Regions from separate parts of the Homo sapiens genome. Here region 2 is linked to region 1. A link is an interaction called in ENCODE POLR2A ChIA-PET data of the cell type or tissue named here. Cell type or tissue: OCI-LY7. All regions are shown on one strand. Each heading gives the region's core, and the rest is flanking DNA. Links, peaks and the distances in the headings are about the cores only.

Region 1 (10,551 bases), core at 2,158-7,157:
TTCAAGACAATCCCCCCTCTACCTGGAATGCACGTTTCTGGGTATATATTTACCTGCCTGTTGAATGCAAGTCTGTGCATATGAAAACATATGCAGTGAGCCCTGTGCTTATGGGTGCATATCTGTGGGTTTGCAGGAGTCTGTGTGTGCAGAGGGATATATAACAGAATGAGACTATGAATAGCAGCGACCGTCCCTATGTAATTGTGAAGTCATATAGGCATACATCTGTTTATACAAAATGTGGGTATACCCCATCCTTCCGGTCTTCTTCTTTTTTTTTTTTTAAACAGGGTCTTGCTCTGTCGCACAGGCTGGAGTGCAGTGCAGTGGCACTGTCTCAGCTCACTGCAAACTCCTGCCTCCTGTGCTCAAGGGATCCTCTTACCTCAGCCTCCTGAGTAGTGGGGACTGCAGGCCCATGCCACCAAGCCTGACTAATTTTTGTGTTTTTTGTAATGATGGGGTTTCACCATGTTGGCCAGTCTGGTCTTGAACTCCTGGGCTCAAGTAACCTGCCACCTTGGCCTCCCAAAGTGCTGGGATTACTAACCTGCCACCTTGGCCTCCCAAAGTGCTGGGATTACAGGCATAAGCCACCATGCCCAGCCTTTTATTTTTACTTTTTTGCAGTGACAAGGTTTCACCATGTTGCCCAGGCTGGTCTCAAACTCATGGGCTCAAGCAGTCCTCCCACCTCAGACTCCGAAAGTGTTGGGATGGCAGGCATGGGCCACCATGCCCAGTCTAATTTTTATTTATTTATTTATTTATTTATTTATTTATTTATTTATTTATTTTATTTATTTTGAGACGGAGTCTTCCTCTGTCCCCCAGGCTGGAGTGCAGTGGCACAATCGCAGCTGACTGCAACCTCCACATCCTGGGTTCAAGCAATTTCTCCTGTTTGAGCCTCCCAAGTAGCTGAGATTACAGGCATGCACCACCATGCCCGCTAATTTTTATTATTTTTAGTAGAGACAGGGTTTCACCATGTTGGCCAGGTTGGTCTCGAACTCCCAACCTCAAGTGGCCTGCCCACCTCCGCTTCCCAAAGTGCTGGGATGACAGGCATGAGTCACCAGACCTGGCCTGTGGCCTTTTTATAATCATCACAAAATGTTCTGTGGACCACGGGCAGCCTTAAGTTTGACTGAGAACATTACATGCCCTAGTCAGAGGCAGCCTCGAATCTATGAAATTCTTACTCGTGACCTTGGATTCCTAAATTGGGAGAAAAGAATGTCCTGTTTCATTCACCCCAGAATCTGCCCTCATTGCTGGTTCTGGGAGCCCTGGGGATTCCTTTCATCTGTTTTTTTTTTTTTTTTTTTCTCCCTTCCTCCACTTCTTTCTTTCAGACAATGAGAAATTTATATTAAGCTTTAATTTTGATTTTCTTTTTACTGACCTCATTTATTAACCTGGTTAGATCATGTTGGCTACTCAGCAATCTTTATCAAACTAAGACCAGAAGGAGTCTGGGCATGGTGACTCACGCCTGTAATCCCAGCACTTTGGGAGGCTGAGGCAGTAGGACTCCTTGAGCCCAGGAGTTCGAGAGCAGCCTGACCAACATGGTGAAACCCCGTCTCTACTAAAAATACAAAAATTAGCCAGGTGTACTAGGCGCATGCTTGTAATCCCAGCTACTCAGGAGGCTGAGGCAGGAGAATCGCTTGAACCCAGGAGACAGAGGTTGCAGTGAGCCGAGATCGCGCCATTGCACTCAAGCCTGGGTGACAGAACTAGACTCCATCAAAAAAAAAAAAAAGAAAAGAAAAAGAGATTCTCCTGCCACAGCCTCCCAAGTAGCTGGGATTATAGGCACGCACCACCACACCCAGCTGATTTTTGTATTTTTAGCAGAGATGGGGTTTCACCATGTTGGCCAGGCTGGTCTCAAAATCCAGTCCTCAAGTGATTCACCTGCCTCGGCTTCCCAAAGTGCTGGGATTACAGGTGTGAGCCACGGCACCCGACCATGCTCAGCTATATAATTAGTGGCCGGCGTCCGGCTACCGGGGGCCGTGGCTCACACCTGTAACCCCAGCACTTTGGGAGGCCGAGGCAGGTGAATCACTTGAGGTCTGGATTTTGAGACCAGCCTGGCCAACATGGTGAAACCCCATCTCTACTAAAAATACAAAGATTATCTGGGTGTGGTGGCACGTGACTGTAGTCCCAGCTACTTGAGCTACTTGGGAGGCTGAGGCAGGAGAATCTCTTTTTTTTTTTTTTTTTTTTTTTCTGACAGAGTCTAGTTCTGTTGCCCAGGCTGGAGTGCAATGGTGTGATCTCGGTTCACTGCAACCTCTGCCTCCCAGGTTCAAGCGATTCTCCTGCCTCAGCCTCCGGAGTAGCTGGGATTGGAGGCATGCGCCTAGTATGCCCGGCTAATTTTTGTATTTTTAGTAGAGACGGGGTTTCACCATGTTGGTCAGGCTGGTCTTAAACTCCTGACCTCATGATCTGCCCACCTCGGCCTCCAAAGTGCTGAGATTACAGGTGTAAGCCACCACACCTGGCCCTTTTTTTTTTTTTTTTTTTGAGACAGAGGACAGAGTCTCACTGTGTCGCCCAGGCTAGGGAGCAGTGGCACGATCTCGGCTCACTGCAACCTCCAACTCCCAGGTTCAAGTGATTATCCTGCCTCAGCCTCCCAAGTAGCTGGGATTACAGTCACGTTCCACCAGGCCCAGCTAATTTTTGTATTTTTAGTAGAGACGGGGTTTCACTATGTTGGCTAGGCTGGTCTTGAACTCCTGACTTCGTGATCCGCCCACCTCGGCCTCCCAAAGTGCTGGGATTACAGGCTTGAGCCACCACCATGCCCGGCCAGCAGGAGAATCTCTTGAACTGGGGAAGCGGAGGTTGCAGTGAGTGGACATCACGCCACTGCACTCCAGCCTGGTCCATGGAGTGAGACTCTGTCTCAAAAAAAAAAAAAAAAAAAAAAAAATTAGCCAAGCATGATGGCGTGATGGCATTTGCCTGTAGTCCTAGCTACCCAGGAGGCTGAAGTGGGAGGATCACTGAGCCCAGGAAGTCAAGGCTGCAGTGAGCCGTGATTATACCACTGCACACCAGTCTGGGCGACAGGGGACCCTGTCTCAAAAAAAGAAAAAATTAATTAAATTAAATTAAAAAAAATTTTTAAGTTAACATTTTTTCTCCTCCAACTATAGACCTATTGATTTATTGAACATTTTGTCCAAAATGTGTGCCAGCTTCGTGGCTGAGTTTCTTGGGCCAATGCTTTACATCAAGAACAGGCAGGTGGTCGGATGCAATGGCTCACGCCAGTAATCTCAACATTTTGGAAGGCCAAAGTGGAAGGATCACTCGAGGCCAGGAGTTCAAGACCAACCTGGGCAACATGGTGAGAACTCATCTCTACAAAAAATACAAAAATTAACCAGGTGTGGTGGTGCACGCCTGTAGTCCTAGCTACTCAGGAGGTTAAGGTAGGAGGATCGCTGAGCCCAGGAGGTTGAGGTTGCAGTGAGCCAATATCATACCACTGTACTCTAGCCTGGGGGAAAGAGCAAGAACCTCTCTCAAACAAAACAAAACAAACAAAGCAACACAAAAAACAGCAGACAAGACTATACTTCCTTTAGGGATCATTTCTTTAGTTCAGTTTCTCTGAACATGTAGAGCACAAAAAGTAAAAAAGAAAAAAGAACAAGCAGACTATTCTACTGCAGACCATTGTTGTACTCTGGACCACCTCATGGCAAAATCTGTCAGAAATCATTTAGAATAGCCAGGGCTGGAGGCTCACGCCTGTAATCCTAGGGCCGAGATGGGAAAATCACTTGAGCTCAGAAGTTCAAGACCAGCCTGGGCAACATAGTGAGACTTTGTCTCTGTAAAAATAAAAATAAAAGGCCAGGCGCAGTGGTTCACACCTGTAACCCCAACACTTTGGGAGGCTGAGGTGGGTGGATCATGAGGTCAAGAGATCGAGACCATTCTGGCCAACATGGCGAAACCTCATCTCTACTAAAAATACAAAAAATTAGCTGAACGTGGTGGTGCACACCTGTAGTCCCAGCTACTCGGAAGGCTGAGGCAGGAGAATTGCTTAAACCCGGGACTGCACTCCAGCGTGGCGACAGAGCAAGACTCTGTCTCAAAAATAAAATAAAATAAAATAAAAATAAAAATAAAATTAAAAAAAAATGAATCATTTAAAACATTTTCTTCGCCTTTGCCCCGACCCAGACTTGATTAATGACAAAGCTGCCCATGTTCAATAAAGAGCCTTAGCTATTCATGCCCACATAGAACCCTCATGACAATATCAAGCAATATCAAGAATCAGGGCTAGCAGGCATGGCAAATAATTTCTTTCTTTATTTTATTTTATTTTGAGACAGGGTCTTGCCCTCTTGCTCTCTTGCTCTCTTGTGCCACTGGAGTGCAGTGGCAAAATCACAGCTCACTGAAGCCTCGACCTCCCGGGCTCAAGCAATCCTCCCACCTCAGCCTCCTGAGTAACTGGGACAACAGGCATGTGCCACCACGCCTGGCTATTATTATTATCATTATTATTATTATTATTATTTTTATTTTTTTAGATGAAGTCTCACTCTATCGCCCAGGCTGGAGTGCAGTGGTGCAATCTCGGCTCACTGCAACCTCTGCCTCCCAGGTTCAAGCAATTATCCTACCTCAGCCTCCCGAGGAGCTGGGACTACAGGCGTGTGCCACCACACCTGGCTAATGTTTGTATTTTTAGTAGAGATGGGGTTTCACCATGTTGGCCAGGGTAGTCTAGAACTCTTGGCCTCAAGTGATCTGCCTGCATTGGCCTCCCAAAGTGTGGGATTACAGGTGTGGCATGAGCCACCGCACCCAGCCTCCAGCTATTTTTTTTTTCTTTTTCTTTTTCTTTTTTTTTTTTTACCTGAGAAGCTGTGAATGAGAGGGCCCGGGTAATTTTTGTATTTTTTTAATTTTTGTAGAGACAGGGTTTTGCCATGTTGCTCAGGCTAGTCTCAAACTCCTGAGCTTAAGCAATCCACTGCCTCAGCCCCTTAAAGTGCTGGGATTACAGGCATGGGCTACCGTGCCCCGTCAGTAATTAATTTCTAGTGGGTAAATCAGGGATGTGTCCTGGGCTACCTCCTTTTTCATATTTGTTTAAATACATAATACTTTTTTTTTTTTTGAGATGGTATCTCACTCTGTGGCCCAGACTGGAGTGCAGTGACACAATCATGGCTCACTGCAGCCTCGACCTCCCATAGCTCAGGTGATCCTCCTACCTCAGCCTCCTGAGTAGCTGGCACTATGGGTGGGCAACACCACGCCTGGATAATTTTTGTATTTTTAGTAGGGACAGGGTCTCACCACGTCACACAGGCTGGGTTTTTTTTTTTTTTTTTTTTGAGACGGAGTCTCGCACTGTTGCCCAGGCTGGAGTGCAGTGACGTGATCTCAGCTCACTGCAACCTCCACCTCCCAGGTTCAAGCGATTCTCCTGCCTCAGCCTCCCGAGTAGCTGGGATTACAGGCACCCGCCACCATGCCTAGCTAATTTTTTGTATTTTTAGTAGAGACGTGTTTTTTAGTAGAAACTAATTTTAGTTTCACTATGTTGGTCAGGCTGGTCTCGAACTTCTGATGTTGTGATCCACCTGCCTCCGCCTCCCAAAGTGCTGGGATTACAGGTGTGAGCCACTGCGCCCAGCCTGGTTTTTTTTTTTTTTTTTAAAGAGATGGAGTCTCACATCTCACTCTGTCACCCAGGCTGGAGTAGTACAGCACATGATTGTAGCTCACTGCAACCTGAAACTTCTGGCCTCAAGTAATCCTCCCACCTCAGCCTCCCGAATAGCTGGGATTACAGGCAGGAGCCACTGCACCTGGCTTTAATTCCGCTCTCTCTCTTTTTTTTTTTTTTCCTTTAGAGATGGGATCTCACTCTGTTGCCCAGGCTGGAGTGCGGTGGCATGATCATGGCTCACTGCAGCCTCAACCACCTGGGCTCAAGTGATCCTCCCACCTCAGCCTCCTGAGTAGCTGGGACCACAGGTACACACCACCAAGCCCAGTTAATTTTTTTATTTTTTGTAGAGACGGGGTCTGCCTATGTTCCCCAGGCTGGTCTTGAGCTCCTGGGCTCAAGCAGTCCCCTTGCTTTGGCCTCCCAAAATGCTGTGATTATAGGTGCAAGCCACCACACCTGGCTTAATACCTTTTTTGAATGAACTCTGTAGCCTCTCGACACAGAGAGAACAAAAAAAAAAGCATTATTTTGGATGCAAACAAAATGGATTTATTTTCACAAATTGGGAGTGTCTTGAACATAGAACTGATTCTGCTAGTCAAGTATCGCTATAAATAAGGGATATAGAGCAATTATTCTAATTGGTATTTTAGTAGAAGTCCCCCAACCAGTAACGTGAATATACCTGATAATCCCTTTTACTGAGTCCGCTCCCTTGGGTACTTTGGTGTGCTTTTTGTATCATGGACAGTTTTATTAGGATGGAGCCTTACTTACAGCTTGGCAATCCACACTGCTTTATAAACGTTTCTGGGAGTCTGGCAGCTCTGGAAGCTCAGTTCACCATGTCCATGCCATGGCAACCCAAATTCAATCCAGGTTCTCCCAATCACTTGCTGGCAGAAGGGCACCAGGCGTGGTGGTTCACACCTATAATCCCAGCACTTTGGGAGGCTAAGGTGGGCAGACAGATACGTGAGCCCAGGAGTTTGAGACCAGCCTGGGCAACATGGCAAAACCCCGTCGGTACAAAAAAAATACAAAAATTAGCCGGACTTTGTGTCCCATGCTTGTGGTCCCAGCTACTTGGGAGGCTGAGGTGAGAGGATCACCTGAGATTGGGGAGGTCAAGGCTACAGTTAGCCAAGATTGGGCCACTACGCTCCAGCCTAGGCGACAGAGCAAGACCTTGTCTCAAAAAAACAAAAAAAACAAAAAAAAAAAAAACAAGACTTACTGGCAGAAGGTTGTTGGGCAGCTTACTAAACCTCTGCACTTCCCTCAGTTCCTTCATCAGCAAAATGATGACAAAAATAAGACTTGCATCTAAGGCTGGCTGTGGTGAGCATTATACGTGATATATAGATGATCTCATATAATAAAATGCTTAACATAGTGCTTGCTACATAGACACTGGCCTTAAACATCTTTCAGGCTAAAATGATTGATCATTTTCATTTTCCTTCATGATTTTTGGCACTTCCACGGGCTACCTTTTCACGTTTGATATATGTACCTAAAATGGAAACTTTACTACCATAAATGGAAAACCAGAATCATGAGACATAAATAGAAGTGAAACAACAGCGCACACTAAAATAAACACATAAATTAACATTCGTAAATGGTCATCCATTATCCCCTAAAATCACTTACACACCTGAGTGGTGTACAGGTCATATTTTAGGAAATGCCACACTGCAAGAGAGAACTTTGGGCTTAGGCTGCTGCTTGTGGATTAAAGGAGCTGGCCTATTGACAAAAATGTAATGGGTGAGGTAGGACGATTGCTTGAGACCATACATAGTGTGAGTGCAGCTTGGGCAAAATAGTGAGATCTTATCTCCACACACTTTTTTTTTTTAAGACAGAGTTTTGCTCTTGTTGCCCAGGCTGGAGTGCAATGGCACGATCTCGGTTCACTGCAACCTCCACTTCCCGAGTTCAAGCAATTCTCCTGTCTCAGCCTCCCAAGTAACTGGGATTACAGGCGCCTGCCACCACGCCTGGCTAATTTGTTGTATTTTTAGTAGAGACAGGGTTTCACCATGTTGGCCAGGCTGGTTTCAAACTCCTGACCTCAGATGATGCACCCACCTCACCCTCCCAAAGTGTTGGGAGTTTAGTAGAAACCCCATTTCTACTAAAAATACAAAAGTTAGCCGGGCTTGGTGGCATGTGCCTATAGTCCCAGCTACTTGGGAAGCTGAGGCAGGAGAATTGCTTGAACCCGGAGACAGAGGTTGCAGTGAGCTGAGATAGTGCCACTGCACTCCAGCCTGGGTGACAGAGCAAGACTCCATCTATAAATAACTAAATAAATAAATAAATAAATTGTATTGTTATTATTATGTTTTAATAGAGACGGGGTGTTGCTATGTTGCCCAGGCTAGTCTTGAATGCCTAGTCTCAAGAGATCTTCCTGCCTCAGCCTCCCAAAGTATTGGGATTATAGGCATGAGCCACTGTGCCTGGCCAAGAATTTTTTTATAATTAGCTGGGCATGGTGGTACACATCTGTAGTCCTAGGCTACTCAGGAAGCTGAGGTGGGAGAACCACTCAAGCCCAGGTGTGTGAAGTTACAGTGAGCTATGATCACACCATGTGCCCCAGCCGGGGCAACAGACTGAGACACTGTCTCAAAAAAAAAAAAAAAAAAAATAAATTTAATGGGTACCTCCTATGTGCCAGATTCTGACCTAGAGCTGAGGATGCAGAAGTAAGCAGACAGAGAGCGTCCCATGCATTTGGCCCTGCCCTCTGTGACAGAGGTGGGTGCCCCTCTGGTGGGTCACTTCATTTTCACAGGAGGCTATAAGGCTTGTAGTTAGCTCACTGATCAATAATATCTGTGACTGCCGACAACATGGCCGCACATGACAGCAACACTTGCCAGGAAGTAACATTTCAAAATCACCACCGTTAACCATTTACCAAGCTAACGTTTAGTGAAACAGTTAAAAGGATGAGGTATTTTGTATTGACATGTATTGACACGGAAAGACATCCCGCATACACCATGGCAAGCAAGTTGCAGAACAGAATGCAGAGTATATGCCTATTTGCATTGACATATGTATACAGGGGATTCTTTTAAATAAGCTCTGTGCTAAGCCTTTATTTGCATTATTTCATGTAATTCTCATAATAATCCTATGAAGTGCTATTATTATCCCCATTTTACAGATGCAAAGACTGAGGCCCAAACCAGGTAAAATGATTTGTCTGAGGCCTCATAACAAACAAATGAGCAGTGGAGTTGTGAAGTGAGTCCCGGTCTGCCAGCCTGCAGAGACTAGACTTAACCTCCATGTTTTTCAGCAGCCATACATGGGAAAATCTGGAAGGACACACACCAAATTTTTCACGATGGGCATATCCCAGAAGTGGGATTGGAGGAGGCTGCATTTCTTGTATTTCTTTATATGCCTCTTACTGTTTGAGTTTTAAATTTTATTTTTTTTTTAAATAATTAAATAGAGATGGGGTCTGCCTATGTTGCCCAGGCAGGTCTCAAACTCCTGGGCCCATGTGATCCTCCCATCACGGCCCCCCAAAGTGCTAGGATTACAGGTGCGAGCCACTGTGCCTGGCCTGTTTGAGTGTTTTTAAAACAGCAATGTGCTAATTTTGTAATTAGAAACAAAAACAGCCGGGCGAGGTGGCTCATGCCTGTAATCCCAGCACTTTGGGAGGCTGAGGCAGGCGGATCACCTGAGATCGGGAGTTCAAGATCAGCCTGACCAACATGGAGAAACCCCATCTCTACTAAAAACACAAAATTAGCCGGGCGTGGTGGTCCATGCCTGTAATCCCAGCTACTCGGGAGGCTGAGGCAGCAGAATCACTTGAACCAGGGAGACGGAGGTTGCAGTGAGCCAAGCTCGCACCACTGCACTCCATCCTGGGCAACAAGAGTAAAACTCTGTCTCAAAAAAACAAAAAACAAACAAACCAAAAAAACCCCACAAAACTTAGCCAGACATGGTGGCACACGCCTGTAATCCCAGTTACTGGGGAGGCTAAGGCAGGAGAATCACTGGAACCTGGGAGGTGGAGGTTTACAGACATGCACCACCATGCCTGGCTAATTTTTTGTATTTTTAGTGGAGATGGGGATTCACCATGATGGCCAGGCTGGTTTCGAACTCCTGACCTCAGGTGATCCACCTGCTTTGGCCTCCCAAAGTGCTGGGATTACAGGCGTGAGCCACTGCACTCTGCCGTGTTTATTTTTTAGAGACAGAATCTAGCTGTGTCACCCAGGCCAGAGTGCAGTGGAGCGATCACAGCTCACTGCAGCCTCAAACCCCTAGCTCCAGATACTTTAAAATCAACACTGAGGTTGATTGTGAGAGGCCCCATTACTGGATGGTACCTTGGTCCCACCTGCTCCTCACCACCTACCCCACCCCACCCCACTGAGAATTACTTTCACTGAATTGAGCTTGGCCTTGAAGCCATCAGCTCGTGGGTGTGTGCATGGAGTTATAGGATGTAGTCTGTGTTTTATGTGTAGCCCCTGCCCTGCCTCTGAACACATCTGTACACGTAGATTTTCCCATGATATGTATGGTGTTTTGGCTTGTGTGTGTGTGTGTGTGTGTGTGTCTGTGTGTGGCTGCGTGAGAGACCCTCTTCTAAAGTAGATCCCATGGCCCCGCTCAGAGTCCAGCCTGCCTGAGTTCTCACACTCCTCACACTGTATACAGGAAACAGGCTGATTTGCAAAGCCACACCACAAGTGTGAGGGAATGGGTGGTTCACTGGCCCACCAAGGTGCTGAGTGGGCATAATTTGGGTGTGGACA
Region 2 (7,668 bases), core at 2,669-7,668, 180 kb before region 1:
TTTTCCAGGATTCTACAGCTTGGAGTAATAAGTTGTGCCACACTCTCTCTCTGCTATATCCCAAAGTCCAGCACCTTGCAGGTCAGCCCCCGAGTGCCATCCAGCTTTCGTCTCCCAACACTAAGTTCACTTCGTGTCTCTCACAACAGGAAGGAAACTTAGCATTCCTTGGAGACCTGAAGGGATGCAGTGAAGTTAAGAATTTTCAAGAGCTTATCAGTTAGCCCTTGTTCATCTCCAAGCAGATGTGTGGTGGTATTGTGGTGGACCTTTACTGGACACTCTGCCAAATAACTGGAGTGCTTTAGTCCAATTGGCTATCCCTTTCACCCTGACATTTCATCAACCAGAGGAAGGAAAAATAAGACATCATAAAGCGAGAGAAGCCCCTTATGGGTCTTTCGACTCTCACATCTATTTAAACGCAACTGGAGTCCAACAGGGAATACCAAATCAGTTTAAAGCCTGAAATCAAATAGCTGCAGGATTTGAGTCAATATTTTGGTGGGCGGCAATGAATAAAAATGTAGATTGGAGAAACTACATCTACTACAACCAATAGCGATTTATTAACTACAGTGGAGATGCTGTTAAAGGAATAGCTGAGCAATTAGGGGCTACTAGCCAGATGGCTTGGGAAAATAGGATAGCCTTAGACATGATATTAACAGAAAGAGGAGGAGTTTGTGTCATGATTAAAACTCAGTGTTGTACCTTCATCCCAAACACCACCACCCCTGACGGAAGCATAACAAAGGCATTGCAAGATCTGACTGCTCTATCCAATGAGTTAGCCAACAACTCAGGGGTAAATGACCCCTTTACAGGATGGCTAGAAAAGTGGCTCAGTAAATGGAAAAGAATAATAGCCTCAATTCTTACTTCCCTCACAGCCGTAATGGGTGTACTTTTTCTTGTCAGGTGCTGTGTCACACCATGCATCTGTGGGTTGGTGCAGAGTTCGTAAAAATGGCACTTACTAAAACCTCCCTTAGCTATCCTCCACCTTACCCAGAGAAGTTTCTTCTTTTGGAAAATCAAGCAAAGCAACTAAACCAAGACATGGTAAAAAAGAGTTCTAAAAGAAAGAGCTGTAAGGAAATGCAAAAGAAGGGGTTGTTAGATATGAGTTCTAAATTTCTTTTCAAAGAATCAATATGTCAGTATGTTCAATTCTTTGCCTTCTACTTTTTTTTTTTTTTTTTTTTGAGACAGAGTCTCGCTCTGTCACCCAGGCTGGAGTGCAGTGGCGGATCTTGGCTCACTGCAACCTCCGCCTCCCGGGATCAAGCGATTCTCCTGCCTGAGCCTCCCAAGTAGCTAGGACTGCAGGCGCCTGCCACCGTGTCCAGCTAACTTTTTTGTATTTTTAGTAGAGACAGGGTTTCACCGTGTTAGCCAGGATGGTCTCGATCTCCTGACCTCGTGATCTGCCCGCCTGGGCCTCCCAAAAGGCTGGGATTACAGGTGTGAGCCACCGCGCCCAGCCACCTTCTACTTTTAAACTTAATTTCCTCATAGAGCAACCTTTTTCGATTACCTGCTCCACACTGACTCATTCCGATTACCTGCTACCTGCTCCACCCTGACTCATTAGCCACCCTGCAAAACCATTTTCCCGCCAAGCCACTCACTGGTCACTCGCTTTAAATTAGCCAATCGGAATTAATTTAGCCTGTGCAGTCTAACCCTAGCCAATAGGGGAATGACACAGCGGCAGGGGCCATGTGCGTCAGGGATAAAAACTCCTTTCCCTCCCTTGTCCAAGTGTGTGCTCACCATTGCTTTATCTGTAAGGGTGCACCCTTCTATAAAAGTAACTTGCCTTGCTGAGAATTAAAAAGAACATTTTATACTCAAGTGCTATTTATTTTGTGGCACCGAAACTTTATTTATAACAAACAAAAAGATGAAAAATCTCGTTTTAAAATGGGCAAAAGACTTGATAGACATTTCTCAAAAGAAGAAGCATAAACGTCCAATACACACATGAAACGATGCTCAACATCATTGGTAACTGAGAAAATGTAGGCTGGGCACGGTGGCTCATGTCTGTAATCCCAGCACTTTGGGAGGACAAGGCGGGCAGATCACAAGGTCAAGAGATCGAGACCATACTGACCAACATAGTGAAACCCTGCCTCCACTAAAAATACAAACATTAGCTGGGCATGGTGGTGCATGCCTGTGGTCCCAGCTACTCAGGAAGCTGAGGCAGGAGAATCGCTTGAATCCAGGAGGCAGAGGTTGCAGTGACCCGAGATCGTGCCACTGCACTCCAGCCTGGCGACAGAGCAAGACTCCGTCTCAAAAAAAAAAAAAAAGAAAGAAAATGTAAATCAAAACCATAATGAGATACCACTTCACACCTTCACACCCAACAGGATGACCTTCATCAGAAAAACAGATCGGGCATGATGATTCATGCCTGTAATCCCAACACTTTGGGAGGCCGAGGCAGGCGGATTGCTTGAGCGCAGTTCAAGACCAACCTGGGCAACATGGCGAAACCCTGTCTCTACAAAAAATACAAAAATTAGCCGAGTGTGGTGGCACGTGCCTGTGATCCCAGCTACTCAAGAGGCTGAGGTGGGAGGATCACTTGAGCCTAGGAGGCGGAGGTTGCAGAGAACCGAGATCGCTCCAGTGCACTCCATCCTGGGTGACAGAGTGAGAGTCTGTCTCAAACAAAAACAAAAACAAAAACAAACAGATAATAACAAGTATTGGCAAGGGAAGAGGACAAAGCGATTCTATTCTGGATGTTAGTCTACCATGTTGACTTCTGATTAACCTCAGTTCCAGGAAAGCCTCTAAGATTTTTAGTTTCTCGTTCCTTGTGTAAGATTACATTCTTCCCATAAATCCTGCCCTTAGGTCAAAATAACCTTCATGTTCTTGTACTCTCCATGAGATCTGCCTATAAGCAATTGTCCTACACATCCCTTCTGAATCACATATGCCCTTTCCCTATGGTAAATAAGCCCTGGGTTTGGGGGGTAATGGCACAGGTAACCATTATCTCATCTCACTGCTGCCCAAGACAGACGTGGCTTCTGTTCGTAAGTCCCTATTAAATGTCTTTTTTTTTTTTTTTTTGAGATGGAGTTTCACTCTGTTGCCCCAGCTGGAGTGCAGTGGTGCCATCTTGACTCACTGCAACCTCTGCCTCCCGGGTTCAAGCGATTCTCCTGTCTCAGCCTCCCGAGTAACTGAGATTACAGGCACCTACCACCATGTCCAGCTAATTTTTGTATTTTTAGTAGAGATGGGGTTTCACCATGTTGGCCAGGCTGGTCTCGAACTCTTGATTTCAGGTGATCCACCCACCTCAGCCTCCCAAAGTGCTGGGATTACAGGCGTGAGCTACCATGCCCAGCCTGTATTTTTTGTCTTCAAAGAAAAAATTAAAATAGGCTGGGCACAGTGGCTCATGCCTGTAATCCCACCACTTTAGGAGGCCAAGGTGGGTGGATTGCTTGAGCTGAGGAGTTCAAGACCAGCATGGGCAACATGGTAAAACCCTGTCTCTATAAGAAATACAAAAAGTAGCCAGGTGCAGTAGCATGCACCTGTAGTCCCAGTTACTTGGGAGACAGAGGTGGAAAGATCATTTGAGCCTGGGAGGTCAAGACTGCAGTGAGCCGTGATCACACCACTGCACTCAAGCCTGGGTGACAGAGTGAGACCTTGTCTCAAAAATAATTAATTAATTAATTAAATAGTGTTGAGGTCTCACTGTATTGCCCAGGCTGGTCTCAAACTCTTGAGCTCAAGTGAGCCTCCTGCCTCAGCCTCTGAAAGTGCTGTTATTATAGGTGTAAGCTACCATGACCAGCCAAAAGGTCACATTTTGTATGATTTCTTTTATGTAATTTATTAGTTGAGATTCTCTAAAAAACAGAACCAAAAGGAGAGAGAGAAATTGATTTATTATGAGAAATTCCTCATGGTGAAACCACCTTTGCAAAAATTATGTCAGTGAGAAAATGATGACAGTGGGAAGACCTGATTTACTCTAGCCAATCCCCCTCTTACCTTTAGCCTTGCTTTGGGAGACATTTAGGTTATAATGTAAATGATAATAGCCTTTCCCCAAAACTCAGCCACCTTTGTAAATCTAATGAGAGACCACCAGGTTAGGGGGAAGAGAGGAGCCTGAATTCTGCTAAGGTGTAGACATAAATGATTGCTAGCCATTATTTCAGGAGTCACAAGATATACAACTTTCCCAGTTACTCCTATAAATAACATCACTATTGTAGAACCCAAGATTGGCATTGTGAGATATCTTTTCAGGTTTTTTGCATGTCTGACACCTAGTTCCACCTGGACCCATCTGCTGATGGCTCCTGTAGCCCTACCCAGAAGCAATTTGGCATGCAGGAGGATGATTTCCCACACCCCTATAATTACACCCCCAACCAATCAGCAGCAAGCACCCATTTCCTAGCCACCCCTCCCTCTTCCCCCAAACTGCCTTTGAAAAATCCCTAACCTATGAGTTTTAGATGATATTGATTTGAGTAATAACTCCATCTCTTGCACGACATGACCAGCCTGGCATTAATTAAACTCTTTCTCCACTGCAATGGTGTAGTCTTCATTTGTGCAGCAGGCAGGAAGAACCTGTCAGGTTGTTATAATGGAATCATAAAGGCTTAGAAACCCATGATCTGCCATCTGTAAGCTGGAGACACAGAAAATCAGTGGTGTAATTCAAGTCAAAGGCAGTAGAACCAGAGGAGATGAAGGTATAAATCCCAATTTAAGTGTAGCATAAAATAAGATGTCCCAGCTCACCGGGCATGGTGGCACACGCCTGTAATCCCAGCACTTTGGGAGGCTGAGGCAGGCGGATCACCTGAGGTCGGGAGTTCGAGACCAGCCTGACCAACATGGAGAAATCCCATCTCTCCTAAAAATACAAAATTAGCCAGGCGTGGTGGTGCATGCCTGTAATCCCAGCTAGTTGGGAGGCTGAGGCAGGAGAATTGCTTGAACCTAGGAGGCGAGGGTTGTGTTGAGCCGAGATGGCGCCATTGCACTCCAGCCTGGGCAACAAAAGCGAAACTCTGTCTCAAAAAAAAAAAAAAAAAAAAGATGTCCCAGCTCAAGCAGTAAGACAGAAAAGAAGCTGTGGGCTGCGAACAGTGGTTCATGCCTGTAGTACCAGGACTTCAGGGGGCCAAGATGGAAGGATTGTTTGAGGTCAAGAGTTGGAGACTAGCCTGGGCAATATAGCAAGACCCCTTCTCTACAAAAAATTTAAAAATTAGCTCAGCAAGGTGGTGCACACCTGTAGTCCCAGCTACTTGGAAGGCTCAGGCAGTGAGTTCAAGGTTGCAGTGAACTCTTGTCAATGAAAAGAGTTGAACTCTGTAAAATATTTGAAGAGATTTATTCTGAGCCAAATATGAGTGACTAATGGCCCGTGCCCATGAGACACCCCCAGGAGATCCTGAAAACATGTGCCCAAGGTGGTTGGGCTACAGCTTGGTTTTATACATCTTAGGAAGACGTAAGACACCAATCAATACATGTAAGATGTAAACTTTCTGGTTTGGTCCAGAAAGATGGGACAACTGGAGGTGGGGTGGTAAAAGGACTTCTAGGTCATAGGTGGATTCAAAAATTTTCTTTTTTTTTTTTAATCCTATTCTGTTGGTCCTGAGGCTCCAAAAATATTCGAATTAGCAATTGGTTGAAAGAGTTTACCTAAAGACCTGGAATCAATGGAAAGGAATGTCTGGGTTAAGATAAGGGGTTGTGAAGACCAGAGTTTTATCATGCAGATGAAGCCTCCAGGTAGCAGGCTTCAGAGAGAATAGATTGTGAATGTTTCTCATCAGATTTAACTAGCCTGTTCTGCCAGTCTTAAGGTCTCTGCATTGATGTTAATCTGGCCAGCTGTGCCTGAATTCCAAAAGGGAGGAGGATATACTGAAGCATGTTGGACCCCCACTTCTCATCATGGCCTGAACTAGTTTTTCAGGTTAACTTTGGAATGCCCTTGGCCAAGAAGAGGGCTCACCTGTCAGTTGTGGGTTTAGAATTTTATTTTTGGTTTACACTATCATTGTGCTGCTGCACTCCAGCATGGGTAACAGAGCAAGACCCTATCTGTCTCAAAAAAACAAAAGAAAAGAAAAGAAGCCCTGACTTTCATGCATGTCTCTGTGAAGAGACCACCAACCAAGCTTTGTGTGAGCAACATGGCTGTTTATTTCACCTGGGTGCAGGTGGGCTGAGTCCGAAAAGAGAGTCAGTGAAGGGAGATAAGGGTGGGGCCGTTTTATAGGATTTGGGTAGATAAAGGAAAATTACAGTCAAAGGGGGTTTGTTCTCTGGCAGGCAGGAGTGGGGGTCGCAAGGTGCTCAGTGGGGGAGCTTTTTGAGCCAGGATGAGCCAGGAAAGGGACTTTCACAAGGTAATGTCATCACTTAAGGCAAGGACTGGCCATTTTCACTTCTTTTGTGGTGGAATATCATGAACCAGCCATCTGGATGTGTACGTGCAGGTCACAGGGGATATGATGGCTTAGCTTGGGCTCAGAGGCCTGACATTCCTGTCTTCTTATATTAATAAGAAAAATAAAATGAAATAGTGGTAAAGTGTTGGGACGGTGAAAATTTTTGGGGGTGGTATGGAGAGATAATGGGCGATGTTTCTCAGGGCTGCTTCGAGCGGGATTAGGGGTGGTGTGGGAACCTAGAGTGGGAGAGATTAAGCTGAAGGAAGATTTTGTGGTAAGGGGTGATATTGTGAGACTGTTAGAAGAAACATTTGTCATTTAGAATTATTAGTGATGGCTTGGATACGGTTTTGTATGAATTGAAAAACTAAACGGAATAAGAGAAGAAGAAAAACAGGTATTAAAGGTCTAAGAATTGGGAGGACCGAGGACATCTAATTAGAGTGCCTAAGGAGATTCAGCATAGTCCTGTCAGCAAAGATTATTTATTTACTTCAAGAGTTAAGAGTGGCAGTTTGAGGATAGCACCAGGAGATATCAGCTGTGATGGCTTGGAGAAACAGTGTAAACCAGCAGTGTAAACAAGAGTAGGGCATTTATAAGTAGTTGAGAATGGAGAATAGGAGTATGACTAGACAGAAGATAGTAGGGATGACAAGTTTTTTTGGGGGGCACAGTCTAAGTTGGTCTGGTGTCTGGAATGAGACTGGGGCCTAATAAAAAGGAGCGTCTATACAGGAGCTCAAATGGGCTGTACCCTGTAGCATTCTGAGGACAGGTCTGACTTCTGAGAAGGGAAAGTGGTAAAAGTATTGTCCAGTCCTTTTTAAGTTGGTGGCTGAGCTTGGTGAGGTGTGTTTTTAAAAGACCTTTAGTCTGTTCTACTTTTCCTGAAGATGGAGGACCGTAAGGGATATAAAGGTTTCACTGAATACCAAGAGCATGAAAAACTGCTTGGCTGATTTGACTAATAAAGGCTGGTCTGTTGTCAGACTGTATAGAGGTGGGAAGGCTAAACTGAGGAATTATGTCTGACAGAAGGGAAGAAATGACTGCGGTGTCTTCTCAAACCCTGTAGGAAAGGCCTGTACCTATCCAGTGAAAGTGTCTACCTAGACTAAGAGGTATTTTAGTTATCTGACTTGGGGCATGTTGAGTAAAGCTAATTTGCCAGTCCTGGGTGGGGGCAAAT

Evidence for each region. ChIA-PET counts read pairs that join two places held together with the same protein. Peaks named below come from ENCODE experiments on the same cell type or tissue, not always from the same donor. Only the 100,000 strongest peaks of a DNase experiment are listed, where the experiment ranks them.
Region 2: POLR2A ChIA-PET joins it to region 1 with 5 read pairs; 2 of 35 experiments call an interaction of 5 or more read pairs at or near these places.

The regions. Positions count from the first base shown.
Region 1 is chr1:32,253,652-32,264,202 of GRCh38, reverse strand. All of the region lies in intron 1 of LCK (LCK proto-oncogene, Src family tyrosine kinase), which reads right to left. Among named protein-coding and RNA genes, the nearest start is that of LCK, 7.7 kb to the right of the region's middle. RefSeq lists enhancers at 9,756-9,855, 10,136-10,285, 10,366-10,445 and a silencer at 10,536-10,551. In OCI-LY7, for the core only: no CTCF peak of the experiment used is centred there; a DNase peak (open chromatin) is centred at 3,012; H3K4me3 peaks cover 608 bases; H3K27ac peaks cover 3,139 bases.
Region 2 is chr1:32,436,536-32,444,203 of GRCh38, reverse strand. No RefSeq gene overlaps it. Among named protein-coding and RNA genes, the nearest start is that of ZBTB8B, 25 kb to the left of the region's middle. RefSeq lists an enhancer at 5,309-6,092. In OCI-LY7, for the core only: no CTCF peak of the experiment used is centred there; no DNase peak of the experiment used is centred there.